Linked DNA regions of Mus musculus: region 1 is linked to region 2. A link is a loop called in an ENCODE intact Hi-C map of the cell type or tissue named here. Cell type or tissue: left cerebral cortex. All regions are shown on one strand. Each heading gives the region's core, and the rest is flanking DNA. Links, peaks and the distances in the headings are about the cores only.

Evidence for each region. Hi-C counts contacts between places; a loop is a spot of excess contacts. Peaks named below come from ENCODE experiments on the same cell type or tissue, not always from the same donor. Only the 100,000 strongest peaks of a DNase experiment are listed, where the experiment ranks them.
Region 1: it touches region 2 in a loop (2.2-fold over the local background); 1 of 42 quality-filtered maps calls a loop at or near these places.

The regions. Positions count from the first base shown.
Region 1 is chr4:155,778,349-155,788,736 of GRCm38, reverse strand. Tmem88b (transmembrane protein 88B) reads left to right here and starts at 2,863. Exons shown (of 2, transcript NM_001033394.3): 1 at 2,863-3,398; 2 at 4,212-7,146. The coding sequence starts at 3,135. The coding sequence ends at 4,469. In left cerebral cortex, for the core only: CTCF peaks have their summits at 2,654, 4,546 (motif pointing right) and 6,076; DNase peaks (open chromatin) are centred at 2,754, 4,150, 4,483 and 5,101; H3K4me3 peaks cover 2,467 bases; H3K27ac peaks cover 3,025 bases.
Region 2 is chr4:155,690,586-155,700,973 of GRCm38, reverse strand. It overlaps Fndc10 (fibronectin type III domain containing 10), which reads right to left and starts at 6,632. Exons shown (of 1, transcript NM_178699.4): 1 at 4,489-6,632. The coding sequence starts at 6,473. The coding sequence ends at 5,802. In left cerebral cortex, for the core only: CTCF peaks have their summits at 6,186 and 6,880; DNase peaks (open chromatin) are centred at 4,539, 6,183, 6,613, 7,167 and 2 more places; H3K4me3 peaks cover 3,494 bases; H3K27ac peaks cover 3,318 bases.

The sequences.
Region 1 (10,388 bases), core at 1,799-6,798, 89 kb before region 2:
AAAACTGAGGCGTCAGCTCCTAGCACCCCTTCCCCACACAGGATGACACTGGAGTGAATCAAGCCCCCTGTGGCTGAAAGCTACCTTCATGAGGCAGCTTCATGGCGTGGGGAGATGGGAGGATGGAAAGGCCCCTATCAGATTGGATCCAGGGAGGCTGTAATTCTGTTTATGCCAGGTTCCCTTGGCCTGTCACAGGTTCCCTATCTTTCTAGACCTTCTGTGGCCTCTTCCTTGGTGGAGCCATGCCAAGCTATCAGGAAAGCCGCATCGTTCACAAGCATATTGCAGCCCTTCCTTTGAAACCAAAAAGCCTAAAACAATTCCTGGAACAATTCTGCAGTTTGAATGTGTCTTCCCAAAGTTCACATTCAAAACTTCTTTCCTTTCATTTTTTTAAATGAATGAATTATTTTTAATTCACTTTTATCCTGAAAAACATACTTTCTAAAAATATTTGTTGCTGATATTGGCAGGTGGGGACTTTGATAACTAAGGTTAATTCAGGCCATAAAAGTGGGGCCTAGCATTTATGACTTACACATTCACACAGATGCACATAAATAAATTGTGTGTGTGTGTGTTTCCGAGTGTGCACTTCAATGTGAGTACCCTCAGAGCCAAAAGTATATATCAGATCCCCTGGAGCTGGAGCCACCTATCACGAGTACTAAAAATCAAACCAAGTATGTACTGCTCTTACAGTGGATCTAAGTTCAATTCCCAGCGCCCACACTGGGCATCTCAGAGCCACGTGTAACTTCAGTCCCAAGGGATCTGGCTCCTCCTCCTACTACTACTTCCTTTTCTTTCTTCTTTTCTTTTCTTTTCTTTTCTTTTCTTTTCTTTTCTTTTCTTTTCTTTTCTTTTCTCTCTTTCTTTCTTTCTTTCTTTCTCTTCTTCTTCTTCTTCTTCTTCTTCTTTCTTCTTCTTCTTCTTCTTCTTCTTCTTCTTCTTTCTTCTTCTTCTTCTTTCTTCTTCTTCTTCTTCTTCTTCTGCTTCTTCTTCTTCTTCTTCTTCTTCCTTCTTCTTCTTCTTCTTCTTCTTCTTCTTCTTCTTCTTCTTCTTCTTCTTCTTCTTCTTCTTCCTTCTTCTTCTTCTTCTTCTTCTTCTTCTTCTTCTTCTTCTTCTTCTTCTTCTTCTTCTTCTTCTTCTTCTTCTTCTTCTTCTAAGATAGAGTCCCAGTATGTATCTCACTATATAGCCTTAGCTAGCCTAGAACTCACTATGTCATTTGACATGGAATTTATAAAGCTCTGCCTGCCTCTGCCTCCCAACTGCTGGGATAGAAAGTGTGTAGTACTACCATGCCCAGCTTTGACTCCCACTTCTGGCCTCTGAGGACTCTCCTGCGTATGTGCACATACCCACATATAGATACACATACACACATAATCAAAAATAAAATGTCGAGCCGGGCATGGTGGCGCATGCCTTTAATCCCAGCTCCTTAAAAGTACGTTTCATAGGCTAGCCAACAAGAAGCAAAGATCTGGACTGACATAAACATTCATAGTGGGATGTGTAGTGAGAATATTCGTTCCTTTAAAAAACAGAAATATAGGCCGGGCAGTGGTGGCACATGCCTTTAATCCCAGCACTTGGGAGGCAGAGGCAGGTGGATTTCTGAGTTTGAGGCCAGCCTGGTCTACAAAGTGAGTTCCAGGACAGACAGGGCTATATAGAGAAACCCTGTTTCAAAAAAACAAAACAAAACAAAACAAAACAAAAACAAAAATAAATGTCAGAGCCTAGAGAAATGGCTCAGCAGTTAGGAACACTTGTTACTCTTACAGAAGACCATGGCTAGATTCTCAGCACCTACAAGGTGACTCACAACCTGTACTGACAATTTTGGAGTTTTGGTTTCCTTGAAAAACACAGAAATATTATAAGGTAGTGTTTTCATTTTGATTCTAGGCATAGGGATATGGAGCTGCTTTGGACTGTGCACAGGAGATGGCTATCATTTGTCTTGTTCTCTAACAGGTGTGATTTTGCCAGGTGCGGATAATTTCTGTGATTGTGTGATGTTTGTAATTCTGGGGACTTTTCACAGAGTATAGAAATGTTAGGGCCTTGAGAGGTGCGGTGGGTTGTTGGCTGGTTGCTGGTGGTTGTGGTTTGTTATGGGAGTTCTCTGACAACCAGAGCTGGGGCTTACCTGACTCTGTTCCCTGCCTGTAGATCCTGTTCCCCTAACTGGGCTGCCTTGTCTAGCCATAGTGGAAGAGGATATGTGTGTGTGTGTGTGTGTGTGTGTGTGTGTGTGTGTGTGTGTGTGTGTAAATTACAAGAATGTGTGCTTAGTAAGGAGATAATTTACAACACTTAAAATTTTTTGGATGTATTTATTTTACTTTATGGGTATGAACATTTTGCCCAAATGTATGTATGTATGTATGTATGTATGTATGTATGTGCACTACAAGCATCCCTAGTGCCTATGAAGACCAGAAGAGGGCTGGAGTTTTCAGTGGACTATATGCTCCCATCATCTGAAAGGCTTGTTGTATACTTCCATGATTGATTGGATTTAGTACAGAGCAACTGCAACTGCTGTTAATTAGGTATCCACTCTGTGCCGGGTACTACCTTAAGCACTACTAACTGTACAACCCTGTCATGCTGTGAATCACTCCACAACATGAAGTCACCTGGTGTCAGATAAGGGGAAGTGCAGGGGCTAGTACTGGGAAATGAGTTAATAGTTCGTCCCTAAATGGCAGCTATTGATAGAGCTTCTGTCATCGCCAAGATCTGTGAAATGAAGCCATTGTTTGGGAGAACTGGGAGATGGGCTGAGAGAAAGGAGGGCCCCAGTGCTCAGATGGGAAGAGCTCTGTAAGACCTGAGCCGAGCACATAGGCGCTGCCTGCCTTTGCCTGGTAAAGAGGCCCAACAAGGTAGCAGGGGAAACTGTGGCAGAGGTGTAGCCCTGGAGACTGATATTCAGTGCTAGATTAAACTGGATGAGAGTCTACTCTCTGATGGCGAGGATCTAGATGTGAACTGAATCTGGGGAGGGTAAAAGGCTCTCTAGTCTGGGCCTAGGGTGGTTGGAGGAGGGGGATTAGGCCTGCTGCCTACCACTGTGATCTTGGGGGAACATCCTTCAAGCCCCGCGGCACGACATGAGTGAGCAGGAAAGGGAGACAGAAGAGGATGAAGGCGTTGCCTCAGACACAGCACCCATGCTACCCCGAAGAAGGCCTACTGATTACCACATCTCAGTCCTGGCTCCTATCCTGGCCACCCGAGGCCTCGGGACCCTGGTGCTGTCTGGCCGGGCTCTAGTTGGGTTCCTGCTTCATCTGCTGCTACCTGGAACAGTCTTCCTGCTGGTGTTGCTACCAGCAGCTGCCGTTGTCTACCTGGGATTCCTGTGTCACTCAAGGGTGAGCAGTAGCCATTGGTTAGTCCCCGGGAAGTGGGGAAGTGAGAGTTCTGTGGAGGTTCAAGTCCTTGGGGTTGAAGGTGAATCTACCCCCTTCTAGCCTTGCCCCTTTGTAACCAGAGATATATGCATCCTCCTGTTATGCCAACATCCCTGCCAGCTGCAGTCAAAGAAAGTCTCTTTGTTACTCGGTGAACAGCTGTCTTGCTTCCCCCCCCCCGCCCCCCCCCCCCAGGCCTCTTAGCTTTGTACCAGGAGGTACTAGGGCCTGGTCAGTGAGGTTGATGTGGAGATAGGAAAAGAAATTGTCAGATTCACCCGTCCTCAGTGCTTCTCCACTCCTCATACTCCTCCCCCCCACCTCCTCCCCCCCACCTCCTCCCCCCCACAGCCCTTCCCTGAACCCTCTTGACCTTGGTTAGGCTTCCGCTCATCTAAGGCTTGACCTATACATAGACGACCCCTATATCCCCTTTCTGAAGCTGATAGAGAGAAACGATGCTAGCTGGGTGACAGTCCAGATGGAGCCATATCAGCTGTCAACAGGTAAGGGGCATGGAAGGAAGCTCATATGGGGACAGGAAAACTGGGTTGGGAGAGCCAGGGAGGTTCTCTGGCCTTTCCTTAAGGAATCCCCGAACACACACTCTTGGTTCTGTTCTCGCATTTCTGTCCAGGCTCCACCTCCAGGCAGGCCTCCCAGCCTTACGCTTTTCTTTCTGGACTCTGCCCTGAGCTCGGGGCCCAGGACCTCCCTCACCCCTGCGCTGCTCTGGGGCCTCCCCGCCTGACTGCACGCCTCCACTGTCCACAGGTTCATCCGGCTCCGGGTCCACGGTGCCGAGCGCTGCTCTCGGACCGCGGCTCCGCGGCGCTCATTGTGTTCGGATTGCTCTCCCTGCCGCCGCTCGTGGTGCTCGCCGCCGCCGCGCGCTCCCTCCTGGTCCGGCGACTACGCCCTGCGCTGCCTGATCCCGCGAGGACCCCGGCTCCGCGCCGCCCGCCCAGGAGCAGCGGAGATCTGGCCGACGGCCACCCGGACGAGGACAAACAACTCTGTGCTTGGGTCTGACGCCTCAAGGTCTCTGCGCGTCAAGAGCCTCCCAGGTCCCTCGACCCCCGTAAAGTGGATGACTCGGGCGGCTGCTTTGGGGCTCTGAGAGCAGTGCTCGAAGTCGCCAGGAGATGGCAACAGGGTCCCTCAGAAGAGGGAGAAAGGGTGTCCCTTCAAGAAAAGCAGAAAAGCATATTATGTCTTCCACCCAATTCTGTGGTCAGCAGCCGACTTGGCAGCTATCTCTGAATCCCCCCCCCCAACCACGCATAATTCTAGAAGCTCCGGTGTAGCCAGTAGCAACCAGACGTCATGGCTCAACTTGCGGGATCAGCTGAGTCCTCCAAGGTCTTGACCTTGTACAGGACAAAAGATCAGTTGGGTCCATGGTCAAACTATTGCCCGGATCAGGTTTGAGATAGGATCTGGGATCAGTGATTCAGTGTAAGTGCAGGATCGGCGTGTCGTTGTTAATATGTAATTTATTTTTATTTATTTATTTTTGTGCGTGTGTGTATTGATGTTTTGCCTGCATGTGTATCTATGTGGGGGTGTCACAAGCCCTCGAACTGCAGTTACCGGCAGGTGCGAGCTGCAATGTGGGTTCTAGGACTGCAACCTGGGTCCTCTGGAAGAGCAGCCAGCTGTCTTCTAAAGGACCCTGAGCCATCTCTCCAGCTCCTAGCACTCAGCTTGCATTCGGGGTCAGGTATCAGCGCATATCTAGAACTGGAGCTCATTCTCTGACCAGGGGTCTTTCTTTTGAGACAAGTGGCAGAATACGAGCTCATTTTACAATGTGGGTAATGTTAAGATTTATCTTTGTATTTGGCATGCTACAGTTTGACTAACATGTTCCTACTTACGCATAAATTATCATTCTCCTTTCCCTCCCTGTCTCCTATCTTCTCCTCTTCCTGGGACTCGTACATACTAGAACTAGAATATCTTGTTTCTTTTTATTTTTATAGAATATCTTATTTCTTTTTATTTTTAGTAGTCCTGGGATGGACTTATAAATGTTAGGCAAGCACTCTACCACTGAGCTATAGCCTTAGCTGTGGATATATTTTTAAAATTTAAAGTATTTTTAAAATTATTATTTTTGAATTTTATTTGTAGACCAGGCTAGCCTTGAACTCAGGGAATCTGCCTGTCTCTGCCCCACTCCCCACCCCCAAGTACTAGGAATAAAGGTGTGTGCTACCATCCAGGGTTAAGCCTTGAACATTTTAATTTTAAAACAGAAATTCTACTACTTCTACTACTGAGTGAGCCCTCCAGATCTGTTTTGGTTGTAAGGTTCTGCTTCAATTCCTGCCTCCAGGTTCTTGCCTTGAGTTCTTGCCCTGACTACTTTTAGTGTAGTGAGATCTGGGAAATGTAAGATGACATAAACCTGTCATGATGGGTTGTCTTTTGTCTGTTTGCCGGCCTGCCTATCTATCTGTTTTGTTTTGTTTTTAAAGATGTATTTATTTATTTATATGGGTACACTGTAGCTGTCATCAGACACACCAGAAGAGGGCATCAGATCTCATTACAAATGGTTGTGAGCCACCATGTGGTTGCTGGGAATTGAACTCAGGACCTCTGGAAGAGCAGTCAGCACTCTTAACCACTGAGCCATCTCTCCAGCCCCTATCTGTTTATTTTTAAGTCAGGGTTTCTCTGTGTAGCCTTTGCTATGCTGGAACTTACTCTGTAGACCAGGCTGGTCTTGAACTCACAAAAATCTACCTGCCTCTGCCTCCCAAAGGCTGAGATTAAATGTGTGTGCCACTGCTCGGTTGGTTGGTCTTGAGTTTTTTTTTATTTGTTTGTTTGTTTTTAAATAATTTATTTTATTTAATATACATTGGTGGCTTTGCCTGCATTCATGTCTGTGTGAAGGTGTCAGATCCCCTGGATCTGGAATTACAGACAGTTGTAAGCTGCCACGTGAGTGATGGGAATTGAACCCTGGTCCTCTGGAAGAGCAGCTACTACCGAGCTATCTCTCCAGCCCTTTGATCCTGATGTTTTATCAAAGCAATAGAAACCTAAGGCAGGCACTAACTTTAATAGTCTTGTCCAGAGACAAAAACAACCAGTCATCTTAGGTTCCCTTATGGCACTAGCTCATGGCCCTCAATACAGAGTACTCGCCCCTTCCCCTCTCTGCACCCCAGCATGTCTCTCTGTCCTGTGTTCAGAGAACTCTTTATTTTCCTATCAGTTCCCTTCAATATGCTGGTTGCTTCTTATTGTTGTGTTATTACTTTTTTTTTCCAGGACGAGTTTTCTCTGTGTAGCCCTGGCTATTCTAAAACTCACTCTGTAGATTAGTCAGACCTTGAACTCAGAGATCTGCCTGCCGCTGCCTCCCGAATGCTTGAATTAAAGGAGTATACCACCACTTTCTAGCTTGTTGCTAGATGTGTGTGTGTGTACATGTATGGATGTGCATGTGCCACAATGTATGTGTGTTGTGACAGTCAGAGAGGACAACTTTTAGGAGTTGTGGGTCCCAGGGATGGAACTCAGGTTGTCAAGGTTGGTAGCAAGTGCCTTAACACCATGGGTCATCTCTCTGGTCCCTTGGTTTATGTTTTTGTAATGTTTAATTGTTGGGGGCGGGGGGTTGTTTGAGACATATTTTCTTGTAAGCCCAGCAATATGTTAAAAATATGCTCATTATAATTTACCTGGAATCTAATTGTATCAGACTTGTTTTGTTTTGTTTTTGTTTGTTTGTTTGTTTTTACTTTAACTTTTGCAACTCTAACCAGGATGCTCTAGAACTCATGAACCTCCTGCCTCAGCCGCCCACATATTGGAATTATGAACATGCCTCCATGCCCAGACCTAACTTTTTTTTTTTTTTTAAAGGATCCAGCACACTGTTTTGCCAGTGTGGCTCAGCCAGGGTCAGACCTCAGCCTAACTAGGATTGAGTGAATTTTGTAGTCTCAAGCGTAGCCCAGTGTGTGGCTGAGTCCGGTCTGTAGGGTGCCTTGTGTGTCTTGGGGCTTTCCAGCCTTCATCCGTGTCCAGCTTTGATTCTTTTCCTGGTCAGACAGAATGACGGAGCCAGCTGGTCGCCAAGCGGCCCAGGAGTGCTTCCTCCGGAATGAGGCTGCCTTCCTTCTGCTGGCCAACCCCAGAGGTGGAAGATGAACACTCTCCTGGGAAACTCTTGGCTGAGGATTGGATCTGCCTGGCCCCACAGTCATCAAAACAACAGCTGGGCCTGGTGGGGGTGGGGAGGTGACTGTAGAAATCAACTCCCAAGCTTAAGTGGCTGCTGGTGGGGTGAGGAACTCTGTCACAGCAGCTGCCTCAGACATTCCATTTCCGAAAGGTGTTTCCCAGCTTCCCAAGCCTATCTTGAGCCTTGGGTGTCCTCCAGTGGCCATGGGGATGTCCAAGGGAGGGCAGTGGGATGACCTACTTCAATCCAATCTTCCAAATTTTTCTCTTTTCTCTTCTCTTCTCTTCTCTTCTCTTCTCTTCTCTTCTCTCTTCTTTTCTCTTCTTCCTCTTCTTCCTCCTCCTCTTCTTCTTCTTCTTCTTCTTCTTCTTCTTCTTCTTCTTCTTCTTCTTCTTCTTCTTCTTCTTCTCCTTCTTCTTCCTTTTCCTCTCTCTCTCTCTCTCTCTCTCTCTCTCTCTCTCTCTCTCTCTCTCCTGGCCATGCTTTCAAAGGAACACTGTGTGCAGAGCATGGTGGATTATATCTGTAATCTCAGCACTGGGGAAGCTCAGGCAGGAGAATTGCTATGAGTTTGAGGCCAACCTGGGCTACAAAATAAGACTGTCACAAAACAAAACACTACTGTGCTGTGAATGGAGCTGGATATAGAAGGGTACAGTTTGGTGTTTATGTGGGGGCAGACATGACCTTGGTTCTATTCACAGCATCACACACACAAAAAGGAATGCTGTGGAGGTCATGGGAGATCTGTGGAAGAGGTCTGGGGTCTGTATTTAGCTGTGAAGGACAGAAATGTGCCAGCTGGTAGATTAGAGCCTGAGGGCTGAAGAGACAAGCTAGCTCACCATACAACCAGACACAGATCTGGGGTCACTGTCCCCCACTCCACCACCACTGGACAGGTCCGAAAAGGGGGGTTTGGGGCTGAAAGGAAAGTGTGAGGCTGGGCCTTCAGTCCCATCTCTGAGGTAGGCCTGCATAACCTACTGTCTCCTGCCTTGGTAGTACTGTGTCTAGTCCCTTCAAGTGTCTATCTCCTAACTCATACCTAGCACAAGCTCATGACAGAAACATTTAGAACCTAGGATCCTCATGTCTGGCCTGAGAGTTCAGAGCACCTTAATTCTTCTGAGGGCCTCTGTCTCCTCCCTCCTCACCGGTTCCTCAGGGCGCGCCAGGCGAGACCTCCACTTGGATGCAGACTTCTTTCCCAGTAACTCAGGGCCTGCCTTATAAAAAGGAACCTGACTGGGGTAGGCACATATGCAAGGCTGTGTCCTGTCTGTACTCCTCTTAAGCTTTGAGTCATAGCATTATCACAGCTAAAGAGACTGGGCTCAGTGAGATTCCCACTTTATTTAAATTATTCATTCACAAAGTATTCGCAGGCATGGCCGCAGACAGCATCTGCCACGAGTGACTCTGTGTTTAGCCAGCTTTGCCCATCCAGCTTCAAGTCCGGGCTTAAGCTCTAGCCTTGCTTATTTCCCAGGCATCTCTGGTAGAGGCAGGAACTGAGGTGGGGCTGGGGTGGTGGTGGGGTGTGGGGTGGTGGTGGGGTGTGGGGTGGTGGTGGGGTGTGGGGTGGTGGTGGGGTGTGGGGTGGTGGTGGGGTGTGGGGTGGTGGTGGGGTGTGGGGTGGTGGTGGGGTGTGGGGTGGTGGTGGGGTGTGGGGTGGTGGTGGGGTGTGGGTGGGGTGGTGGGGTGTGGGGTGGTGGGGTGTGGGTGGGGTGCTCAGTAAGAAGACCTGGTACTGTCCCTGAGAGCAAAGGCAACTCCTCCTGACTCCCTCAGGTCCCCACAGCTGGAACACTCTCCCCTTGGAGACTGCTGGGCCTTTCTTGGAGATGGCACAAGGGACTCTGATCAGATCGCCTCTTAACAGAACCATTCCAGCCAGGACCCCAGCTGGGGATTCCGTGTCGAGACGGAGCATTACCACTCAGCTAGTGGCACATGTGGGGCTTGTAGTCTACCTCTGATGGCTGCTTTCCTAGAAGCATGGAGTCAGCCATCCTTGCCTCATCTCAACCTCGTCCAAGACTCTCTCTAGTACTCAGAATCCCATCAGCCCCTGTGGTCTGAAGGCTACCGAGCTTGGCTTGCTGCCTCTGTCCCAGCCCAAGCATCTTGCCATACACCTGCACTCTTACCCACAGCCCTTTGTGTCTTGGCATTTGCCATTGTATCTGCTCCGGAAGCCTTTCCGTCTCAGAGCTCTTACCAATTCCCTGGTCTTACACAGTTAAACCATTTTAGGGAAATTAGTAGCCATGTGTATTTGTTACTGTTAGCTGTAACCTGTAACTGTAATCCTATAGCTGTGACCACCATAGGACAACTGACAGGGACAATGTAGCACAGAGTTCGAGATTAGCCTGGTATACAAAGTGAGTTCCAGGACAGCCAGGGCTACACAGAAAAACCCTGTCTCCAAACTTACCACCCCATCCCCCCCCAAAAAAAAGATTTGCTTCAGCTCAAAGTGTTTCAGTCCAACATGGTAGGTATAGTAACAGCAACTCAGACCATAGCAACAGAATGTTTTTTTTTTTTTTTAAAGAATTTCTGCTCATGAGTTTGGGTTTTTATTTTTTATTTATTTATTTTTTAAAGATTTATTTATTTATTATTATATGTAAGTACACTGTAGCTGTCTTCAGACACTCCAGAAGAGGGAGTCAGATCTTGTTACGGATGGTTGTGAGCCACCATGTGGTTGCTGGGATTTGAACTCTGGACCT
Region 2 (10,388 bases), core at 3,302-8,301:
ATGTGGGTGCTGGGAATCTAACCCAGATCTTCTGGAAGAGCAATTAGTGCTCTTAAATGATGAGCCAACTCTCCAACACCTAGAGCAATTTTTTATTTTTTGTGTAGCCCTAGCTGTACTAGAACTCACTCTGTAGACCAAGCTGGCCTCATCTGCCTGTGTCTGCCTATCTACCAAGCCCTGGGATTAAAAGTGTATACTACCACCTCCCAGATCATGACATTTAAAAAAACAAAACAAAACAAAACAAAAAAACCTTTTAAACTAAAATGAAGTCTTTTCTTTCTTCAGATTTTATTTTGTGTACATCTGCATGTACCCCTGCATGCCAGAAGAGGGCACCAAATCCTATAAATGGTTATGAGCCACCATGCCATTGCTGGAAATTGAACTCAGGCCCTTTGGAAGAGAAATCAGTGCTCTTAACCACTAAGCCACCTCTCCAGCCCTACCACTTTTGCTTTTGCTTTTTTGACACAGTCTCTCTATGTAGCATTGGCTGGCCTGGAAATCACTATGCAGACCAGGTTGGCCTCAAACTCCCAAATGCTGGGATTAAAGTGCCACCATGCCTGGCTAGGACAAGTTTTTAATAGCTTGAATAAGACAACTAACCTAACAAATCACAAGTATAGTACTTAAGTCATAAAACTCAGTATGTTTCTCTATACATGAAAACACCTGCAAAATTAACAAAACACATTTATCAAACTCAAACATTTCTTATACCACTTTGTAATCTTTCCCGCCTCCTCTACTCCCAGCCCTCAGTCATATCCCCAGGCAACCCACCACTCTCCAGTCAACACTAACGTTGCTGCCTGTTACTATGGTCTGCATATTTTAGAATTACAGTCTCAGGTAGTTCAGGCTAGCCTCAAAGACAATTTATGCCTGGGAATGACCCTGACATCCTGACCCCCTTCACGTGACCAGGGTTCTAGTGCCCTGCTCCTTTGTCTGGCCTTTTGTTGTTGTTGTTGAGACAAGGTTTCTCTGAGTAGCCCTGGCAGTCCTGGAACTTGCTCTGTAGACCTCAAAACTCAGTGATCCACCTGCCTCTGGTCCCCAAGTGCTGTGATTAAAGGTGTGCACTACCATGCCCAGGTTCCCTATTGCCAGCTTTCCTGCTGTCTATTGCTGGTTGCTTTCCACTGTTTGGCCATACCACATTTTGATCAACAACCTGCAGATGGTAATTTGTGCTGTTTCTAGTCTGGGGCTATTACAGATACCTCACACTTCAGCCATGAGCATCTCCGTGTAAACTGTGCATACAAACACTTTCGAAGTTTTCATTGAACTAATACCTGGAAGTGAAGCAGAAATGGGATTTTTTTCTTTTCATTCTGTTTTGACTTTTGTGTTTTGGGGGCAATGCCTCACTTGCTAAGCTCAAGCCCCCTTCAGGTCTGTAATCATCAACCTCCTGAGTGCTGGCCTGTGCCACCATGCCCAGCCTGTGTGTGTGCAAATGCTTCCCATTTGGATTAAGAAAAAGTCAAAGAGGAGAGGCATGGTGGCACACACCTTTAGTCCCAGAATTCTGGAGGCAGAGGCAGGCGGATCTCTCTCAGTCCAAGACCAGTCTAGTCTATATAGCAAGTTTCAGCATAACCATGACTTTATAGTGAGACCTTGTCTCTAAAACAAAAAAGGAGAGACAGACAGACAGAGACAGAGGGAGGGAGAGAGGAAGGGAGGGAGAAAAAACTGCTGAGGGGATGGAGGCATAGCTTCAGTGGTAGGAGCTCTTGCCAAACATGACAAGGACCTGAGTTCAGTCCCTAACATAGACAGGGCCTATGGCAAGCAATCCTCTTGCTTCAGCCTGCTAAGTGATGAGATCATGTGAATATCTCATGTGAATACCACGTGTTTGGCAATAGGCAGAATCTTTAAATACTGATATTTACATTCCTTTGTGTGTGTGCTCATGGAGCACGTACATGGAGAGGTCTGGCCACAACCTCAAGGAGTTGGTGCCCTCGCTCCACCTTGTAAGTCCCAGGACTCAAACTCAAGTCAAGCTTGACAGGTGCCTTTACCCAGTGAGCCATGTCACCAACCTGCAGGCTCATGTAGCCAAGACTGGCCTTGAACGTCGGATAGCCCTGCCTCCACCTTCCAACTGCTGAGAGATTATATATTTGAACCCAGAACCTAGCTTAAAATTTCTATAAAGTTTATCAATTTGTTCTTTTATGATACATGTTATTATGTGTGATGGGAAAAAAAGGGTGCTAGATAGGATTAATGGTATATTGTGCATTTCAGAATAGATCAGAGAACCCGGAGACATAGCTGGAAACTTCAAAATAGGGATGGGGATATAACTCAGTTGGTAGAATGCTTGCCTAGCACACATAATACCTCAGGCTTGACATCTCGTACTCTATAAAACCAAAACTGGTGGTCCATCAATTATTTCAGTACCCGGGGAGAAAGAAGGGTCAGGGTTCAAGCTGATCTTTGACTCATGAGTTGGAAGCTATCCAAGGCTGTAAGAGACTGTCTCAAAAAAAAACAAGAAACAAAAAAAACAAAAAAGGCAGGGAGGGAAAGATGGGAAAAGGTAGAGGAAGACGCAGAAGGCAGGCAAGAGGGGTGTACATACCTGCAGCACCAGCACTCACTCACGTGGCTTAGTCACATTCCTTTAATCTTAGCAGTGGGGAGGCACCAGGCAGCAGATCTCTGGGAGTTCAAGGCCTGGCTGGTCTACATATCAAGGTGCAGGGCAGTCAGGGCTTTACACTAAGACCCTGTCTCAAAAGCAAAAATCTCCTGAGTCACACTAGCCACAGTGACCAGTGGGGTTACACTGTGTGTTCTGAAAGGGTGTGTTACTGTCCTGGGTACAGTGAGTGAGCTTTGAGTCACTTCTATGTAACTCAGCACATGGAGGGTCTGAAATGCTGGTACACTTTTCATGGGGGTTCAGTTCACGCAAAGAACGATGGCTATGGGTCATTCTGGTAGGCTAAGGTAGTTACATGCTATGACTATGTTTTTGAAGGTAGGCAGATTCGAAGGTCTTGTTTTGGGTAAAAATGTACAATGTCCCTGGAGATCATACTGAAAATTTTAAGAAGGGACACACACTTGAGCAGGGTTGGGCTGGGGCATAGCTGCTCATGGAAACCTGAACAGTAATTAAATGGGTACAATTCATTCCTCTCCATATGTCTGACCTGTATGTTGGGGATTTTTGTTGTTTGTGTTTTCTTTTTTTTTTTTTTTTTTAGGTTTTATTTTATTATTATATCTAAGTACACTGTAGCTGTGTCTTCAGATGCCCCTGAAGAGGGCGTCAGATCTCATTACGGATGGTTGTGAGCCACCATGTGGTTGCTGGGATTTGAACTCAGGACCTCTGCAAGAGCAGTCAGTGCTCTTAACCACTGAGCCATCTCTGCAGCCCTGTTTGTGTTTTCTTTCCTGGCCTTTAACTCGATGCGTAGCTAAGAATGACTCTGAACTTCTGATCCCCAGCCTCCGTGTCCTGAGTGCTGGTGCTGCAGGTACCTACCACGCTGCCCAGTTTATATGGTGCTGGACACTTGCAAGGAAAGCATTCTAACAGCTGAACCACAGTTGAATCACATTGAGGGCCTAGGGCAGTCTAGAGCTTTGGCACCAGAAGAGCCCACACGGTTCTAGCTCTAGAATCAGACTGTGCCGAGGGAGCTAGGGTACTTTAGACAGGGAACTTCCAGCGTGCCAGCTGCTGCCCATGCAGGTTGAAGACATCAGAACACACCTCATAAACAGCCTAGATCCCCAAAGAACAGCAGTGGGAGAAAAGCTGGACTGCAAACCTCTTCCACTTCTGCTCTAGCTGTCTAGACAACCTACTATGTCCTCCACCCCTCAGACAAGTCCGGGCACGTCACTACACCCCCAACCTCCCTCCCACCCCCTCTCGATGAGTCACTCATCAGACCTGGCTCATCCCTGTCTTGTACTTTTGCCGTGTTCAGGGTTACAGGAACATAAGCGTCCCAAGGACATTCTAGGCATGGAGAGTGAGTGGCTCACACAGTAGCCTAGGTTCATTTTCTCTGCCTAGTCCTACCCCCAACTTTAACACTGCAGAGGGAAGCCACACTGGGGAGAGGACCCCCTCTTAAAGCTGCCTAACTGTTGCTTGTCACAGCTCAAATGGGTCATTACTGTGTGTCGAGGCTATTTCTAACCACTGCTAGTTCCACCTCCCCAACCCCCGCACAACACAGCTGGTCTAGAAAGAAAGATACTATCTCAAGGTGGACAAGCAAGTTATGGACGCCCTGACTGTCCTCCTGCCTGAACTGTAAGTCAGCATTCCAGTGAATACTGTCTGGGGCTGATCTTCCATCCCAGTGGAAAGCTTTAAGGCCAGCCACTGGACTAATGCCCGAGGCCCTTGGGGGAACTGAATCCACCTTCCCGTCCCTCACCCATAGCCTCCCCTCCAGCATTCCAAATAAACACACAAGACAGTGGTTTTGGTCTGAGAGTGATGGACATTTAGATGTTGGCAACTGACCAGTGCCTCACAGGGAACGGGCAGAGCAAAGACAGAGAGGTAGGACACGGGTGCTGCCAGCCAGGGCTCAGGTCATCACGGTCGCTGGGGTGAGAATGGGAGGAAAAATCGCCAAGGTTAAGTTCAGTGGTCAGAGCCCAGGCTCAGAGACACAGGGGCAATGCCTTATTCTTCCCAATATCACAAGGTGGCTGAGTGACCTCAACCAGGTGCCTGTGTGTGTATCAGGAGGTAGGCAAGACCAGCCTCTGGCCATGCAGAAGGAGGGGCACTATCACTGGGGTCAGAGCTCAGGTGTGAGAAGACCTGGGCTCGTAAAGTAGCACTGTGGCCACTGAGGTTTCTAGGCTTGGGACCCAGAGCACAGTTAAAGGTTTGGCGGGGCAAGGCTGGCAGCTTTCCTTCAGCCCCTCAGGGTCCCTCAGCGTCCCGTCTTCCCAACCCCCACCCCACCCTGGAAAAAAATCCTAATCAAGGCAGTACAAGCAAGAGGAAAGGGTGAATCCCCAGCCTCCTGAGGTGGAGGACACTCACCCCTGGGTGCAGCAGCTGGACACTGGGCCCAGCCTGCTGAGCTACATCATGGCTCTTGGCTTCTCGGACACCCACAAAGGAAGACAAAACAGGGCCTGTGAACCCTTGCCCCAGGCTCCTGGAAGTCTCAAAGATGGTGTGTCCTCAATGGGACTCTGACCTGAAGCATGCATAAGCCAGACAGCCACAGGGCCACAGTCCCCATGGACAGCTGAGGGATGATGGGTGGCTCCTGCAGTGGGTCAGAGATACTAAGGCACAAAGCTAACCTAAGCCCACTGGGGTAAGGTGGGGTGGGTACAGGCTCCAGAGGTCACTCCTCCCAATCTGCAAAGTACAAAGTGACCAAGCAACAATCACGGCCAAGCTTTGACAACCTGGCACAGGATGAAAGTTCAGGTTCATGATCCTGGGTGCCAGTGGTTTTTGCCAGAAGGGAATGTATATTCTGGCCGGCTCTATAAAGGCCTCTGGAGATGGAGAAGACCCCTGGCTGCCATTGACACTCTAGCCCAGGCCTATGGGCCAGTCTGAGGCCTGAGTCTGGAAGGCAGATACCCATCTGGGGCTGGCAAGGTCGTGGGATGATGCCAAGGTCCCTGCATGGGCTAGTTTCCATTAGGCCCTCCATGGGGATCCTAAAGAGGGAGAGGGAATGAGAGAAAAGCAGAGAGAGGGCCTTAGGGTCTCAGCGCACTTGGCAGATGGAACCCAGGTGGGCGGGTCGCCTTGCGCTTCAGGGCTGCCTGCGCAGACTGGGTCGCCGGAAGGTCGGGTGCATGAGGTTCTCGGTGATGTAGGCCACCAGCAGGCAGATGACCACCAGCATGACACAGATGGAGCCGCCTACCGCCGTCATGGCCACCACGATCTCCTGCATAGCTGCCGGTTCGGCGGTGAACTCCACGCACTCGGCCAGCTCTGGCGGGACGACGGCGACCTCGGCGCGCAGCGGCAGCTGCTGCAGGCACAAGCGGTAGCGCACGCTGTCGTGCACGTCCGGTAGCAGGTAGTCGCGGCAAGAGGCACCCAAAAGCACGCGATCGCAAGGGAAGCGCGTATAGGTGCCACGCCACGAGCAGTTTAGCGCGAAGACGCGCACGCGGCGCGCCTCTGCAGGAGCCAGGCGCCACTGCAGCAGCACGCTGCGATTGCGCAGGACGTGGGCGCGCAGCGAGCCACCCGCCGAGGCCAACGTTTCGCAGCCCGGCGTCTGGCAGCGGAAACCCCGAACGGGGCTGCGAAAGCACAGGCGCCCACCGCCCGTCTCTGGGCCCTCGGACAGCACCTTGTAGGGGCACCAGGGCGCGTCGGGGGCCGGCTCCCAGCCCGGCGGCGTCGGGTCCACAGCGGCGCCTGACGGTGGCGCGCATGCAGCCAGCAGCAGCAGCAGCGGCGGAGCGCGCATCCTGCGGCTAGGCCGGCGCGGCGGGGCGCGGGCTCGCGAGCGCACGGGGCGCGGCGGAGGGTCACGCGGGCCGCGCCGCCGCAGCCGCTGCCGCGCTCCCCCCACGCAGCGCCCTCCGCCGCCACCCGCTCCGACCCGCTTCACGCCCAGGCCCGGTGCGCGCTCGGACCCAGCGGCAAAGGCGGGGCTGCCCCACGTCCCGCCCCCTTAACCCTCTCTGGGCCGCGTCCCACGGGCATGAGAAAGTCTACCTAGCACAGGCGGGTGTTGAACGGTGGTCCTGGGACAGGCCCTTGCCACAATTGATGAGAACTCCGGACGGTCCCTCTATCCGGTGCTGGCCCCTCGTGGCCACCGAGAGCGTCCTGCCCGCTCTGACCAAGAGGATGGACAAAGGGACTGAAATGTAACTTCACTCTGAGATCCTGGATCTTTGGAGTAGATGGCATCCACTAGGGAGGAAAATCTGAGGCCAAGGTTTTGACTTGGTGAAAATTGATTATTCTGCACTCCTGAAGAGATGTTGCAGGCAGATCTCCTCTATCTCATTGTTCCTTCTCGTCATTGGCTCTTGAAGAGGCTCAGGACCAGACAATGAAAACGACCCCACAAAAAGCCACCCCGAGTCAGGCCGATAGAATCCAAGCTACTTAAGAACTAGCCCACCCGGGCAGGAGAGATGGCCCAGTGGTTAAGAGCACTGGCTGCTCTTCCTGAAGTTGTGGATTAAATTCCCAGCAACCACATGGTGGCTCACAACCATCTATAATGGGATCTGATGGCACACAGGTGCACACACTTATATATATGTATAGAGAGAGCACTTATATACGTAAAATAAATACATCTCTAAAGAAGTGGGAAAAGAGAATAGCCTACCTGGGCTACCAAATGAGTTTGGGGTCAACCTGGGCAATTTAGTGAGACCCTCAAAATGAAAACAAAAAAATAAAATAAAATCAAACCAAGCCAGTTATGGTGCCCTAAATCAGCAAGATCAAAGGTCTCCTTGACTACTTGAGACTAGTCTCAAAAAACACAAAACAACCAAGCAAGGAGACACAGGGGGACGGGCAGAACCACTGAATTCTCACCCCTGCACGGTCACCAAACAGAGTCAGGGCCAAAGGACACCTGAAGAGACTGCCCTGCCTGCCCTGCCTGCGCTAAGTAGGGGGTGCAGCCAGAACCAGCTAGTGCCTAAAAGCTCTGCTGCTAAGGATCAACGGTGCACTGAAAAGGGAGGCGAGTGTGGTCTCACCCTACTGTACGTACTGTCCTTTGAGGTGACCTTAGCCAGGAAAGGAAACGGAGGGTGTGCGGGCTGCAGTGTTCTCTAGGTCCTACCTCCTGTGTCTGTAGACTATGGTGTTTCCACACACCTACAGCCCTTATCCTAGTCATCCTGAAAACCCCAAGCGGTAACTGAGCCTGAGTTCAGTATCAGAAGCCTCTATGCAGCCATTGTGCACCTCATGACTAACTTGGAAGGATCCAATCACGACACCAAGCCTCTCCAATTTGTAGAGTCTAATAAGATCTCCGTCCTCAGTGGAGGGCAGGGGTTTCAAGAGATATACTTCCTGCCCCCACCCTATTCCTACCTTTCCCTTAAACTGGGCAGAGTGCAGACTCATCATTGTAAATGTGCCCAGAAATTCCTGTAGGTCATGTCCAGAATTATCCAGACCTTCTTTCAGTTGGCTTGCAGGTATTAGTTGGAAATATTGGTACGGAAAATGGGCAAGACAACATAATGTGGTATCTTTGGATGGAAGACAGCTAGATGCTCAATCTTACTACTAGGAGGTGTGGCCTTGTTGGAGTGGGTGTGGCCTTGTTGGAGTGGGTGTGGCCTTGTTGGAGTGGGTGTGGCCTTGCTGAAGGAAGTGTGCCACTAGAGGTGGGCTCTAAAGTTTCAAAAGCCCAAGCCAGTCCCAGTGTTCTCTCTAAGCCTGATCTAGATGTGGTACTCTCAATTGTCTCTCCAGCACCACATCGGCCTGTGTTGCCACCATGCGTCCCACCAAGATGATAATGGACTGAACTTCTGGATCTGTAAGCAAGCCCCAATTAAATGCTTTCTTTTATAAAGGTTGCTGCAGTCATGGTGTCTATTCACAGGGACCCTGTTGAACAGTGATCTGAGTTGAAAACACACTAGCCATAGCCCTGCCCTAGGTCTGACTTCACCCATGCTTCAAATTTGTCCTAGGGCAAGGGGCTTTCCAGTGGGGCTGGGGGTGGGGCTCACAAATTCTGGCCTTTTCCTGGTCAGGGTGGCACTTGATCAGCTTCCTTTCATGTAAGAGAAAGCTTTCTAGAGGTCCTGAGTTCAATTTCCAGCAACCACATAGTGGCTCACAACCATCTTTAATGGGATTCGATGCCCTCTTCTGGTATGTCTGAAGACAGCGACAGTGTACTCATATGCATAAAATAAATAAATCTTTAAAAAAAATTAATTGAAAAAAGAAAAAAAAACCCAGAGACTCCACCAAAAAGCTATTAGAACATGTAACATATTGAGGGAAAAGCTGCTTTCTCTCCACTGGGTTGAGGCTGGCCATGGGGAAAAAGGATTTTATTATATCCTGTCTGGATAATTCTATCTATGGTATATTTCCAGCTAGAAACAAAGAGAGGGGAAAGGCTATTGCTGTGTAAAGGTCTGCCAAGCCACAGCAGGTTCAGAGGAAACTCACAACAGGAGGCCCTAAATCCTACCCAATATTTTTTGTTTGTTTGTTTGTTTGTTTGTTTGTTTTTTGAGACAGGGTTTCTCTGTATAGCCCTGGCTGTCCTGGAACTCACTTTGTAGACCAGGCTGGCCTCGAACTCAGAAATCTGCCTGCCTCTGCCTCCCGAGTGCTGGGATCAAAGGCGTGTGCCACAACGCCCGGCTCCTACCCAATATTTTTAAGCCTATTGAACAAAGAAAGGAGAGAAATGCTGTCCCCAGAGACCACACGGAGCCCACCACCACCTCATTCCATACTGATCCACTCCTATTTCTGTAGCTTGACCCCCAAGCCCCAACTGAAGTAGAATAGTCCCTAGTCCTTTGACAGCACAGTCTTAGGGCTTGGCTGTATTGAAGCACTGCAGCCCCAACTATTCTGCACTGGAACCTGCAAGAATCGTGGGAACTTGGTCCCTACTAGGAGTCATGTTCATACTTCTACCCAAGACTTCCTTGCTACATCTTTCCATGTCCCTGCCCACAAAACTACCAATCAGCACAGACACCACTCCACAAAGAGCACCGTCGGGGAGCAGATTGGAACAGGTGGCTTCACTTTGGGCTAGAGCCAGTCTCCTGGGTAGTCCTGCTGGAAACTGGAAGGAAGGGAGCCTGTCACAGGCAGGGTGCCCAGAAAGTATGTCATGGTTAGGTAGCCAGATGGAGGAGTATTAGCACAGAATTCATAGCTGAGGCCAAAACACAAGGTCCTTCCAGGTATTGAGGCTGTTGTGGAGTTTTAGAGTAGGGGCTGCCTACCAGGGCCATTTCAATTTCTAGTAGCAGTGACTCCATCTCTCTTGGGAGAGCCTCTTTCTCCGGTCAGGAGTAGTGTGGGTGGAATGACCTTTCCCTGCTCAGGCAAGTGAGTCAGCCCGAGCCTGCACATTCAGACTTATGGAAGCTCATGGAAGGAGTTCGTTGCCTCAATATCAGCTGCTGTGGCTCTAGAGGTACCTGAACAGGTAGCTGGTTAAAAAGGAAACCAAACCCAGCAAATGCCAGAGATCTGACGTGTGTGCCTCCTCCAACACAGCCAATGCCAGAGATCTGGCGTGTGTGCCTCGTCCACGTGCCCAGATCTAACCTCAGACGAAGCGAGCCCATGTGCTGGAGTTCACAGCCCAGAGAGATAGCTAGCAAAGCTATATATATATTTTTTAAGCAGGCTA